Linked DNA regions of Homo sapiens: region 1 is linked to region 2. Evidence: chromatin contacts called from ENCODE Hi-C or POLR2A ChIA-PET data. All regions are on one chromosome and are shown on one strand. The core of a region is the stretch at or near the end of the contact, and the rest is flanking DNA. Distances in the headings are between cores, read along the strand shown.

Region 1 (6,846 bases), core at 356-2,855, 44 kb before region 2:
GGCAGTGCCAGTGATGAGCCCTGCACAGGGCCCTGTGTTTGTAAGGTAAGTGGGGAGGTCAGAGACACCCCTGAGCTTCCTTTGAGCTTCTCTGGAAAAGGAGTGTTTTCCATTGGCTCCAATGATCAGTTCTTGAGCAAAGTGGTAAGGTTTAAGCAGAACTCCCCTTGCCCCTTCTCTCCAAGCCACACCGAGTTGGCTGTATTATATATGCTTGGACTCACATGGGCATCTGGCTTCTTTTTTTGTACCTCTGGTAATGGTGATATATTCCAGAGGCATTTCTGTGACTTCTTAGAGGACACCAAACACTGCATACCTTTATATTCCCACCTCCTCTGTGGGCCTCATCTCTGTTTTCTTTCTTTAAACCAGGACTTGGTAAACTATGGCTCGTGGGCCAAATCTGACACACTGCCTGTTTTGTGAATAAAGTTTTATTGGAACAGAGCTGTATCCATTTGCTTATGTATTTTCTATGACTATGTTCAACCAATAAAGGCTGAGTTGAGTAGTTGCAAAAGAGATGCTGTTGACCCCTAGCTTAATTCTATGGTATTCTTTTCCAGCTTTGTATTCGGAAGAGAACCAGATTAACATTAAATTTCTGAGAACACCAATTAAACGCAGATATGCTATTTTGAGTGTCTGTTAAAAAGGAGTTGAATAGTCATAAGAAATGCATTAATATGGTGCCAGTGAGGGGTTTTATTTGGCCTTACAATATTAATAACAATTTCTTCATAATTCATAGGACATTCCATTGTACCTATGTGCTTATTCCCACCTGTGCAGTCTTAGGCACATGTTATATACTACTGGAAATAATCTTGAGCATTTATGAATAAGAGAAAATTCTATAGCTCTCTTCAGATTTTGAAATGCTGGAAAGATCAGTAAAAAAATGAAAAATTTAAAACAAAACAAAACAATTTAAATGGAATGACCGAGTTCTAAGATCTCCAGCCTTGTTCTTGAGTACAAAATCAAATTATATATAATTCAAAATCTCTATTCTGGAAATATTGACTTTATGAGGCCTCACCTTTACTTTGGACGTTTATTCACCTGTCTCTGTGGATCACCGAACACCTATCTTGTTAATGTCATTTTATTCTCTCTGGACAGACACATTGGTTTCAAAAGCTAATCTTTTACCCTAACTTACAGGAAAACGTTGAGGGGAAGGCCTGTGATCGCTGCAAGCCAGGATTCTATAACTTGAAGGAAAAAAACCCCCGGGGCTGCTCCGAGTGCTTCTGCTTTGGCGTTTCTGATGTCTGCAGCAGCCTCTCTTGGCCTGTTGGTCAGGTGGGAGGCGCCATCTGCGCGGCGGGATTTAATGAGCAGGTCGTATTGCACAAGCTTGGCACGAGCTGTGTGAGGAGGAAATGAGGATGACTTCCCGTGACACCACTCTCATCGCTATGCAATGATACTGACGTGGGTCAAAGGCAGCCGTCTGCCTCTCAAGATTCTTTATAGGTCATGTGCTTACTCCCACACACATTTCTCTATGGAAAAAACAGGATGATGTGGCACTAGAGAACACGTCTTGTTTCAATTTCTTCTGTGGGGAAATGGATTGGGTGGGGAGGTCGGCTCTCCCTCCGCCCGCCCCTGCTGCTCTCAGGCCTGGGAGCCCAGAGGGCCGTGGGGCCATGGGGATTTTCCAGCTCAAAGACGCTAAGGAGTAGGAGGCCCTCCAGTGGCGAGGGTGGGAACAGCGGCACGTGGTGCAGGGTTTAGGAATGCAGGCCAAGTTGTTTCCGGAACAGGGAGTTCTGGGGTGATGGGTTCAACAGGGGTGTCCAGTGGTGGCTAGGAGAGGTGGAGATGGTGTGATGGCTGCAGGCAAGGGAGGAGCTGCTCGGTAGGGACTTACCCAGCAGTGACTGCTGTGGACACCACGCTGGGGGGAGTACCATCACCTCTATGTCGGTGACGCATTGGGAGTATAAGATCTAGAGGTTATCTTTGTACATTTTTCAACATTTGGGTAAAAAGCAGGGGGCAACGAAGAAGAGGGAGTCAGACTTAGCAAGAGACATTTTGCTGAATGCATTTATGATGTTCTTTGTTGTTTTAAATCTAAAATCTATACCCATGGCCTTTATGGTTTTGCTCATTTATTTGCTTATACTGGATCTGGATTTGGAGTAGTGAGACTTGTTCTCAGGTCCTCCTGGTCCTTTACAAGTGGAAGGGTCAAGGGTCATGAGGTTCAGCAGCCACAGGTGTTATGTTAATGCCATCCCTAGAGAAGCTTTCTGGCCCATTTCTTCATTGTGAAAATATTACTGCTGCACTGGGTGAAATCTAAGGTAAGTTCTATTTCATACTTCAAAATTCTTGAATTTGTTTTTAAGGTAAACAGTATGTCCGGGTGGCTGGTCACCGACTTGATCAGTCCCAGGAAGATCCCGTCTCAGCAAGATGCACTAGGCGGGCGCCATCAGGTCAGCATCAACAACACCGCGGTCATGCAGAGACTGGCTCCCAAGTACTACTGGGCAGCCCCCGAGGCCTACCTTGGAAATAAGGTGCGTGTGACCCTGCAGGTAGCGATGTCTCAGATGAAGATCTCAGGGAACACTGAGAAAGAACTTGCGCTGCCTGCATTTTAGGTAGTCTCATAGGGCACCTGAGTGTTGGACAGCATTTCATAGCCTGTACTTGCATCTGATGATACAAAGAAGGTTTTCTAGCCTTGTTAGACTTTATGTTGTATTATTCAAATAAGAACTTCTGCTCTTCTGGTCTGGTTCCTGAGCAGTGTGTTTGGTGAAGTCTCATCCCCGTCTCTGAGATAAACTTTCTGGGTCCCTGGATCACTTGTTTATGAAGTGTTCCTCACATTCCCGCTTTGTTTAGTTTGCCATAGGCTCAGCTTAGAGCCTCCATGGCTTAGTGGAGGGCCTGGCATACAAGAAACAACCCAGGGAAGGTTCCAGCAATGGGACTGCTGTGCTGCTCCCTCACTTTGAGTACCGTGGCAGGCTGTGCTCATCTGAAGCTCACATTTAGGAACAGATGGAATACTTTCTGCTTTTGTTATATTTCAAGAAAATGCAAACTGGTGATTCTGCAATGTGGAGGTTGGTTTGTAGGCTTGGGCCTTCCTTGCAATGATGTGTTCCCATTCCCCCCTCCCCACTTATGCCGCATCTCTCCAGATTCTGATTGATACGAAAATTTATTCCCGAGAATGCATCTCAATTATTATAGCTCCCTGCTTACCTTCCCGGGTTTTTGGTTTTGTTTTGTTTTAAAGTAATGGCATACAGGCATGCTAGTGTAGTCTTGTAGCTTGGTACGCTTCTATTTAATTTGATGATATTTTCATTTTAAAACTTGTTTTGTATATTTTTAAGGAGTATTTATTTTTGAAAATTATTTTTTTCTCAAATTATAATCCTAGAACATGTGCTCTATTGATATGATTTTATCAACAGAGTTCAATGATTTTTTTTTCTCTTGATATCACTTCTCCAATTTTATGGTGCAAAGTTGGGTTCTGAACAATATATTGCTGTCATATACCCATCAGAAAGAAAATCTTAATTTTATATTGAAGGACATCTAATCAGAAGAAACACCTTTAGTCCTTTCTCTAACTAGCAAATCAGACATATTCTTTGTTGTCCTATGAGGAGGATGCTGAAATGAAAATGTGGAGATTGTAGACATGGGTCAAACTCCTCATCCCCTAAATTACTTAACCGAAGTAAATATCTATTGTGTGATTAACAAAAGTTTATAGTAATTTGCCTTGTGGTCTCTAACAAAGAGTACATTTTTCTTCTGTGCTTTCAAACAGTGTCCTGCATGTTGGTAATATTGATTAACCAAAATGTTTATGAATATACTCCCCTTTCACTGCCTTTAATGTGAATTTCCTTGTCTGTCATGGTCAAGGGGATAGTTGTAGCCTAGTTGTTTGCAGATGGATCCCAGTGACCACTTCCTCTTACTTGATTGTTGCTGTGATTGTCTTCCCCTTTCGTGTTCATTCTCGCTTAAACATTTCAGCTGACTGCGTTTGGCGGATTCCTGAAATACACGGTGTCCTACGATATTCCGGTAGAGACGGTAGACAGTAACCTCATGTCGCATGCTGACGTCATCATTAAGGTGATTGTTTTTGCTTTGATTCTGCTATAGAGCTTAGGGCTTAGTGGGCTGATAGTTTATGACTGAAAGTTACTAGGTGAGGACATCCCAGCAAGGAGCTGGTGGCCAGGTGGCCATTCAGTAGACCCTGGACTTGCGTGGGGACTACTGAGATGGTGAGTGTGAGAATCTGTCTTTGAGCCCATTTCTGGAGTTGCCTCAGGACAGCACCCGCCACTCTTCTCTTCATCTCCAGGGTGTACCCATCTTTTCACATTTAAAAAGAAAGGGAGCTGGGCTTGGTGGCTCATGCTTATAATGTAAGTGCTTTGGGAGGCTGAGACAGGAGGATTGTTTGAAGCCAGGAGTTTGAGACCAGTCTGGGCAACATAGTGAGACCCCCGTCTCTCAAAAAATATTAGCCAGGCACCGTGGCACGTGCCTGTAATCCCAGGTACTCGGGAGGGTGAGGCAGGAGGATGGCTTGAGCCCAGGAGTTCAAGGTTATAGTGAGCTGTGATTGCACCACTGCACTCCAACCTGGGTGACAGAGAGAGAGCCTATCTCAAAAAAAAAAAAATTTTAAGTAAAAAGGAGACAAATTTTTGCTCTGACCTTGAATCTTCTTTTTGAAGTCTCTTCTTCCCTGTGCCACTTTGCCTCTCAGATGAATGGATTAGGCAGTACTTGGCGGTCTGAGGACAGTAGACGTGTTGCCATACTTGTCCTCAGCCTCTGTCCCTATCCCCACATCCTCAGTCTCCATAAAAAGATCCAGCTCAGTCAGGAGGACTCCCCAAGTGGTAATGTCCCAGGGTCTGGGGCATGTCTGGGCAGAAACCACTCCAGGTTCTTGTCTCTCATGTCCTTTCACCTGGAGCTATCTTCACCTCCATCTCCAGCCTGACCAATTGCAGACCGCACACGGTAAATCACTTTTGTGAACAGCAACTTGATGAAAAGCTGGAGCTATGTTTACATACTTTTTCTACTTCTGTACTTTAGTTAAAGATTAGAGGTGTCAGATGGGTTGCTTTGATAAAAGCTGTGGGCAACTGCACGACTTTCTTTCTTTTCCAAGATCCCAGCGAAGTACACAGGCTTTCAGTTTATTACCAGAACCCCTCTAAAAATAATACAATGAAACACCTTTTCTCTGATAATTCTGGGCCAAGAGCTGTACACACCATTACACGTTTGCCACAAGAAGCTAGGCACGAATGAAAAACCACGTTGCTGAATACAAAATTTGATTTTATTTTTATTTTATCATTAAATTGAATGACAAATATATTTTCTCTTGTTTTTAAATGTTAGGGAAACGGACTCACTTTAAGCACACAGGCTGAGGGTCTGTCATTGCAGCCTTATGAAGAGTACCTAAACGTGGTTAGACTTGTGCCTGAAAACTTCCAAGATTTTCACAGCAAAAGGCAGATTGATCGTGACCAGCTGATGACTGTCCTTGCCAATGTGACACATCTTTTGATCAGAGCCAACTACAATTCTGCAAAAATGGCTCTTTACAGGTATGTATTGAAAATGGAGGAAAAACTTACGGTGAAGGTACTTCCATTTTATGTTTGTTTATTCATATATATTTAAAGCTCAACGTATTTTACATTCATTATATTAAGGACACAGCTACAGGATCTGGCTGTCTTAAGAATTATTAAGTTTATAAATGTAATTTTATTGAAAACGTAAGAACAGTTATCCACATCAAGTGTATCCAGTAGAAGACAGACTTGACATTAGGATGAGAAACTTTCAAAGGGGGTTTCTGGGAAATGCACGATGAGTTAGCGATTGTCTGGACCATGTTGCACCTGGTTCTCACCATCCTAATGTTAATGGTCTTAGCTTTTACTCAGTCCATTTAAGTGAACGTATCCATCGTTGGTCATTTGATTACTTTCGGGAGGACAATTTCTGGCAATGCCGTGCCAAGCATAAAAGTTGTATGCAGCTAGGCTGGGCATGGTGGCTCACACCTGTAATCCCAGCACTTTGGGAGGCCGAGGCAGGTGGATTGCATGAGGTCAGGAGTTTGAGACCAGCCTGGCCAACATGGTGAAACCCCATCTCTACTAAAAATACAAAAAATTAGCCAGGCATGGTGGCGCATGCCTGTAGTCCCAGCTATTCAGGAGGCTGAGGCATGAGAATCATTTGAACCCAGGAGGTGCACGTTGCAGTGAGCTGAGGTTAAGGCACTGCACTCCAGCTGGGGCAGCACAACGAGACTTTGTCTCAAAAAAAAAAAGTTGTATGCATCTAACACAAACATAGCATGACACATTTAAGGGTAATCTTTCTATTTGTGATAATTGAATGGATTAATTTTTCTGAGGTGCTTCAACTCCAAATAGGCAACACCAGACCTTTCCCACAGTCATCTATGGGCAGCAGCATGACTTTGTACCAAACATTGAAGGCATTTCCAGGGAATAATGATGGCTCCCAGATAATATATTGTTGTGAAAGACCTTTAGTTATTTACAAAAATCACATCACCCTTTTATTGGATTTAAGTCTTTTTTTTTTTTTTTGAGACAGAGTCTCCCTCTATCACCCAGGCTGGAGTGCAGTGGCGTGATCTCAGCTCACTGCAAGCTCTGCCTCCCAGGATCAAGCGATTCTCCTGCCTCAGCCTCCTGAGTAGCTGGGACTACAGGCACATGCCACCACGCCCGGCTAATTTTGTATTTTTAATAGTTTCACCATATTAGC
Region 2 (6,810 bases), core at 8-2,507:
TAATTTGTTTCCTCCATTCTTCCTAGGAATCTTTATTAAAAGAAAATATGCAAAAGGACCTGGGAAAAATTAAGCTTGAAGGTGTTGCAGAAGAAACGGACAACCTGCAAAAGAAGGTAAATTCTTTCCATAACCAACCAACCTTCCTCCTGGTCCCTCCCATCAGCCCTCCTGAGCAGTTGCCTTGGGGCTGTCTGGAAGGTTCTGATTAGATCATGCCAGCCTCTTCCTCCCACGAGCTGTGCTCCAGGTACTTAATCATCAAATTGGTTTTGACCCTGCCAGTTTCTGTGGTTTAGTGGGAAAAGGCTCCCGACTTAATGTCTGTTGTCATCTCTGCTGAGGACAGAGTTGGGCAGTCTCTTGGCTCTGACTTTCATTTTCTCCTCTGAAACAAAGGTGGGGCGGGGATGAAAAGATTGCTGAGGTTTCTTCCTTCTCCTAAATTCATTCAGTAACGAAGTACACGGTGAGCCCAAAAGCACGGACTGAACATCAGTAATGCTCTCTGCAGCTTGCTGGGTGGAGCAGGGAGGGCACAGACCTCATGATGAGGCATCTGTGCAAACTTCAGGCTTCAGGCTGGGGTGGTTCTGATTTTAGGGCCCTGAATGGCAAGTGAGCTTGTTTTTCTGTCATCAGGGAATTATTTATTCTGTTTAGCCTGTGCCAGAGGAATGGCATTTAGTGACCTAAAAAAGAATCTCCCCTTCTGCAGATGGTGAGGAAGGATTATTGTCAAATTTACTGTTTTTTCATTTATGAATTTTGTATGTGTGTGTGTGTGTGTGTGTGTGTGTCTGTACTGTGATGGTGTATCTATACATATGGATGTCTAATCTCCATCAACACATGCACACATACACAAACATCACCCTAGGAAGTATAGTTTGGCTCCTGTTAATTTAGAATTAACGATGTTTTGGAAAGAGTTGAAGGGTTTAAGTTTGGGTTTAAGTACCTCATCAAGCAAACATTTGGTTGGAAATAGGCTGATTAAAATAAATTCTCTGTATCCGTTATTCTCTTTGGTCTTGACTAGAAAACACCAAACTCAGACTGGGTTACTCTACATTCTTGGAAATTACAAACAACCTTTCCTTTAACAAAGAGTAAAAATCCCAGTAGAAATAACAGCTGAGGACAGCTAAGTGTCAGCCTCTGGGCTGCTGACTTCCTGGCTCTCGTCTTGTGTAGTTCTCGTAGCAGCCCTGGGAGGTAAGCGTTGCTGTTTCCCAAGTGTTACAGACAATGCTTGGAGATGTCTGGGCCTGTCCACAGCCTGGAGAATCAGGTCTAAAATCAGCTTGCCTGACTCCGTGTTCTTAACTCCTAGAGACTAACATCTCATAGGCCATACAAATCAGTAAGGTTTACTTTCTATATTCTGTATATTTGGGTTTTAAAGTGAATCGAGGGCCCTCACAGTATAGCCACTAGGAGAATCTGTAGTTTAATACACAATTAGCCTGCTTTTAAAAACATACCCATCTTTTCTTATGCTGAGTGAGTTGTAAATTATTTCATTAACTACTTAGTCCATTTCTAACCCCAAAATATTAAGCTCGGCTTGCATGATAATGCTCATCTTTACTCTATATTCTGGAATATATGTTGTTGCTTATAAGCGGCAACAGTGGAATATTACAACTTGCGTATTATTTAAAGTCAAACTAATTACTTAAAGTCAAACTAACCTGAGACTTTATTTTTCCACCAGCTCACTAGGATGTTAGCGAGTACCCAAAAGGTGAATAGGGCAACTGAGAGAATCTTCAAGGAGAGTCAAGACCTGGCCATAGCCATTGAGAGGCTGCAGATGAGCATCACAGGTAGTGTGGGCAGTGTCTAGTTTGAAGTATCTGTGCTTATCTAGTAAGAAGTCACCATTGCTTTATTAAACATATGAATAGATGTATATCTCTTGCATCGGGTTTCCGGAACCAGAGGGGCTGGAATAGTTTGGGGATCCTGAGATGTGCAAACTTTAGTCTTTGACTGAGAGTTTTAGCTTTAAAAAAATGCATATTTCTTTTTTTATTTTCTGCATTATGCCTAAAACTTAGATCCTAATTCTCAAGCCCTGTTATGGTAAAGTTAGTATGGTAGCTCTCCATCCATTTGCCCAGAATAGGAGCTGACAGGATTTGGGACTTCAGTTAGGTACCAAGTATATCCATCACATTAGAATAATTTAATCACTTCTCAGTTGGGTGTGCTGTGGCTTTTAGCATACTATTTTCAGTTTTCTGGCTACCAGAAACATATGATCGCTCTTCTTTTTATATTATAGTGTAAGGGCTTAAAAAGTACAGAATCCAATAAAAATCAGACTTTATAGGGCAAAAGGTAAGGAAATTATTAGAACAAAGTATACTTAATAAAAAAAGTAGGATCAAGCATTGGTGGTTTATTTATGCAGTAAATATTTATTGAGAACATTTATTTTTCATGTGCAGATGTCTCTGCCAGGTACAAGGAAATGCTGAGGTTGACACCATGTCCTTGCCTTTAGGGAGTTTATTGGTGCATGAGAAGACTTTGAAATAGACCAGTAATCCCAAGTTCATGAATGTTTAGTTAGGGGATGTGCAGAGTACACTGGGATATGCCAGGTGGCCTGGCCTGACATGGAGGTCCAACTCAGCTTAGGTAAACAGAGCAGTCCTCAGCAGAGAAGTTTCTAAGTTCTTCACTTGGTACTAGCCACTTTTGAGAGGCTTATTAAATAATTGATGAATTTTCTCCATAGAAATTATGGAAAAGACAACTTTAAATCAGACTTTGGATGAAGATTTCCTACTACCCAATTCTACTCTTCAGAACATGCAACAGAATGGTACATCTTTGCTAGAAATCATGCAGATAAGAGACTTCACACAGTTGCACCAAAATGCCACCCTTGAACTCAAGTAAGTTTCTAATTACTGTGTGCAATGCAACCAAGTAGAGAGAGAAACTTGCACGCTATCTCCAAAGGAGAAGGAGGCATCGTGGAAGAAAAGTGCTCACTGGAAATGAAATATCCTAAGAGAGGAGAAGGGGCCCTGTGGTCAAGTAAATGAAGAGATGGGTACTGACCCCTCCAAATATAGAAAGGTGTAATCTGTGCAGTCAGTGTAATCTATCTTTGTGCTATCATGCGGTAGCTTCTGTCCTTTTCTGTGATTCCGGGATGTTTCCACTTAGCACAAACAGCATAGCCTCATGGTACTGTAGATCAAGGATAAGGCAGTAAACTCTCATAGAAAAAAATCGTTGGTGGCCACCCATACCATGAACTCTAAGACAGGTCAATGTTATGCCAGAATAATTGAGCTTAGTTATATAAAAAAGTATAGTTACATTGAAACCCACGATGTGAAGTGACACAGAGATCACAAAGCATTCTTACATACAGTCACAAGGAGTTTGGAGTTTCCTTTCCAGCTTTTATCTTAGCATTTCCACACAGGTATTACTTGATATACTAGCACAGGCTGTCTCTCTGCAGGTTGTAATGAATGTCTGAAGTGCTGTTATAAATAGTTACATGATACTTTATTAAAACTCTACTCTGGACGTTACTATCTAAACTATAATCTAATGAAATGATATAGTCATGTGAGATATTTAAACTTTAATATTTTGCTATTTTAAATTATGTTGTGAGGGACTTCTTATTCAAATGTTTTATATCTTTTTCTATATTGAAATATCAAATATTTATTTATACTGTATATATCTCTTCTTTTTCTGTATTTCAGATTATTTTCAGGGTAGATATTAAGAAGTAGAATTATTGGCTGGGCGTGGTGGCTCACGCATGTAATCCCAGCACTTTGGGAGGCTGAGGCGGGCAGATCATCTGGGATCAGGAGTTCAAAACCAGCCTGGCCAACAAGGCAAAACCCGTCTCTACTAAAAATACAAAAATTAGCTGGGCATGGTGGTAGATGCCTGTAATCTCAGCTACTCGGGAGGCTGAGGCAGGAGAATTGCTTGAACCTGGGTAGCGGAGGTTGCAGTGAACTGAGATCATGCCACTGCACTCCAGCCTGGGCGACAGAGCAAGACTCCGTCTCAAAAAAAAAAAAAAAAAAAGAAGAAGAAGTGGAATTATTTAGTCAAAGAATTTGTGTTTTGAGGATTCCTAACATGCACTTCCAAATAATTTTTTTTTTATATTTTTTAAAAACAATGTTCACTGCCACCAGCAACACACTAGAGGGTTGGGTATGTGTCTTTTTTCATCATAGAGCATAATTTTTGACGTTGTTGATTTGTTAGGTGAAAAACAAAAGGAGGTGCTTACAGTTGGATGGAGTTTGGAGAGAGGACTAGTAATCTAATTACTAGAATAATAGGGCCTGGAAAGGGCTCTGAGAGAACTAGGATCTAAAGGCCTTGCGCAGGGGGAATGAGAGGAGGACGTGGTCCTGGGAGATGGGCGTGAGCAGCTGTCTGTGGAGCCCCTCCTCTGTGCCAGGAGAGTGCTGGCTTCTCTTCTCACATTGTGTTCTGTGATCATCTCAGTCTTTCCAAGTAGGGGAGAACCCAGTTGAGGAAACTGAGGCCCAGGGAATATAAGTAACTTGCCCTATGTTAAGCCCCCGGGACAATATGAAACCTGACCACAAACCTGAATCTGTTTGAGTCTAAACCCTATTATTTTCCCACCCAGAACAAAAGGAAGTACCATTTGAGACCCATTCCATAAAAGATGGGCAGGTGGAATTTGGACAGTCGGAGACATCGAGGGCCTTTCAGGGGCGGGGAAACGAGATCTAAGTCTAGCATAGGTGGAGAGCCATTGAACAAGGGAACACTGGAGCCAAAGAAGCTCAGCTGAAGTTTGCATCGAATTTGAGAGGCAATGGGTAGTGGTGACAGAAGCCAAGGTGCGAACGTTAGTCCTGCAGCCCCGACTGCACACTGAGGCTTCAGCTGTGCTCTTCTCGGGCAGCTCCAACCAGGGCTTCCCAGGACCTGCCCACCCTGGAGGCGATGCCCCTGGGTGGGGCTCTGCTCCCTAACCTTCCTCAGCCCCCCACACATCTGAGTTGGTGGGGAGCATGTGAAGGATGGAGATTCCCAGGCCCACCCTGCAGATCCTAGAGAATCATTTTGTGGGGCTCTCCCCTCCCACCGTTACCCTTCTGAGGTCAGTTCATTCATTCATTCATTCAGCAAAGTGACCTGAACCCTGGTTACAAGCATTGTGCCAGGAGTTGGGAACATACAGGGGAACAATAGAGCCTTTTGCCCACTAGGAGCTCCTGGTCAATTTAGGGAAAGTTTATTTTCTGAATATGCACTTTAAATACAATAAGAAAGTTTAAAATAGAGGTCAAATTTTCATCTATAGGATGATGTTAGTATCTAAACCACAATCACATGAAATGATATAGTCCTTAATGACTTGAACATGATTAACCACCAAAAACAAAACAAAACAAAAAACCCAGCACTCTTCATTAGCTTCTTCTAGCAAAATTGACAGAGGAAACTGGTGTTTCTCAAGCTATGTGCCTCTATAACACTAGTGTCCCATGAACTCCTGGGCAGATTCCTTGAACAAATATTAACCTTCCTAGGATCTGCAAGGCAGGCCTGGGACTCTCCATCCTTAACAAGCTCCCCAGCAACTCAGATGTGTGGGGGGCTGAGGAAGGTTAGGGAGTGGAGCCCAGCCCTGGGGCACTGCCTCCAGAGTGCGTGGTTCCTGGGAAGACCTGGTTGGAGAGACCTGAAAGGAGGTGGGTAGGCAGGGCCAGCCCCCACCCCCACCTGTTCCCCTCAGTGCCTCCTGACCCTCCCCTATTGGCGAGGGCCTCTAGGATCCCTTTAATTTGTAAGTTAAAATACTACTAAAGAGACCTTTTATTTTAAAAATCAAGAGTTTAAAATGTATTCTCTGGCCTCCACTTTCTGATTTTCCATAGATAATCCCTATATATATGCCATTTCAAAATACATGGATTATTTTAGGAATTATCTGCTTTTTAATTATAATTCTTAAAACATTGGTGGTTCATGCTGAAGCATGGCAATTGTATAGATGAGAAGTTTAGCACACAGACTGATTACTTTTCATGCTGGGTCGGGGGTCTCCAGAACTAACACCACATTCAGAGTTTCACCAGGACCCCCAGGATTCAGCATATAACTGTACTTACAGCTAAGATTTATTAAGGAAGTCCAGCCAGATGGAACAAAAGGACACAGCAGAGTCTGGAGAAATCCCTGAAGTCCTCTCCCCATGTGGGATCCCAGAGAGCACTCCTCCCCCAGCAAGAAAAATGCAGCAACATGTGTGTGATGTTTCTGCCCAGGGAAGCCTGTCAGAGATGCAGTATCCAGGGATTTTGTTGGAGCTGTACTGGTAGGCACCCTCTGCCTAGCACATAGCAAAAGTCGACTCCCAGAAGGAAAGCAGGTGTTCAGCATAAACCATGTTGCTTGCACAAACAGCCCAGGTAGTGAGCTACTCTTAGCAGTTAGGGATCAGTGGGAACGCAGCCCACCTCGCCAGCAGGCCTTTCAGAGGAGAGCAGACTCCATCCAGCCCGCCACGTTGACTCTTTACTGTACACTTCGGATTATTGTTTGTAGCTGTTTTTCAAATGATTTCCATGCTGGTATCTCAGACCTATTAAAAGATTTTTTTTTTTTTTTTTTTTTTATTGAGACGGAGTCTCCTCTGTCTCCCAGGTTGGGGTTCAGTGGTGCGATCTTAGCTCACTGCAGCTTCCGCCTCCCGGGTTCAAGCGATTCTCCCTCCTCAGCCTCCTGAGTAGCTGGGATTACGGGCACCTACCATCATGCCCG

The links. A loop is a pair of places that touch in the nucleus more often than their neighbours do. ChIA-PET counts read pairs that join two places held with the same protein, here RNA polymerase II (POLR2A). Pooled maps may share reads with other maps.
Region 1: a map of mammary epithelial cell shows a loop between it and region 2 (6-fold over the local background). The contact joins two enhancer-like sites. A Hi-C loop is called at or near these places in 4 of 168 maps with a recorded cell type or tissue (MCF 10A, heart right ventricle, lower leg skin and 1 more), 2 of 37 single-sample maps with no recorded cell type and 1 of 50 pooled maps. POLR2A ChIA-PET finds 5 or more read pairs at or near these places in 2 of 52 experiments (MCF 10A and PC-9).

Annotation. Positions count from the first base shown.
Region 1 is chr18:7,033,275-7,040,120 of GRCh38, reverse strand. It overlaps LAMA1 (laminin subunit alpha 1), which reads left to right. Exons shown (of 63, transcript NM_005559.4): 10 at 1-45; 11 at 1,171-1,311; 12 at 2,370-2,543; 13 at 4,033-4,134; 14 at 5,431-5,642. Among named protein-coding and RNA genes, the nearest start is that of LAMA1, 81 kb to the left of the region's middle. RefSeq lists enhancers at 1,019-1,519, 1,517-1,811, 775-1,974, 1,520-2,020, 4,234-5,433. Within about 2 kb of position 1,605, at least 15 of the 41 ENCODE cell types and tissues checked have a DNase peak (open chromatin) inside an H3K27ac peak, as active enhancers do; they include mammary epithelial cell, where a contact is called at or near this core.
Region 2 is chr18:6,988,663-6,995,472 of GRCh38, reverse strand. LAMA1 (laminin subunit alpha 1) reads left to right here. Exons shown (of 63, transcript NM_005559.4): 34 at 27-116; 35 at 1,721-1,832; 36 at 2,753-2,912. Among named protein-coding and RNA genes, the nearest start is that of LINC00668, 62 kb to the right of the region's middle. Within about 2 kb of position 1,257, at least 4 of the 41 ENCODE cell types and tissues checked have a DNase peak (open chromatin) inside an H3K27ac peak, as active enhancers do; they include mammary epithelial cell, where a contact is called at or near this core.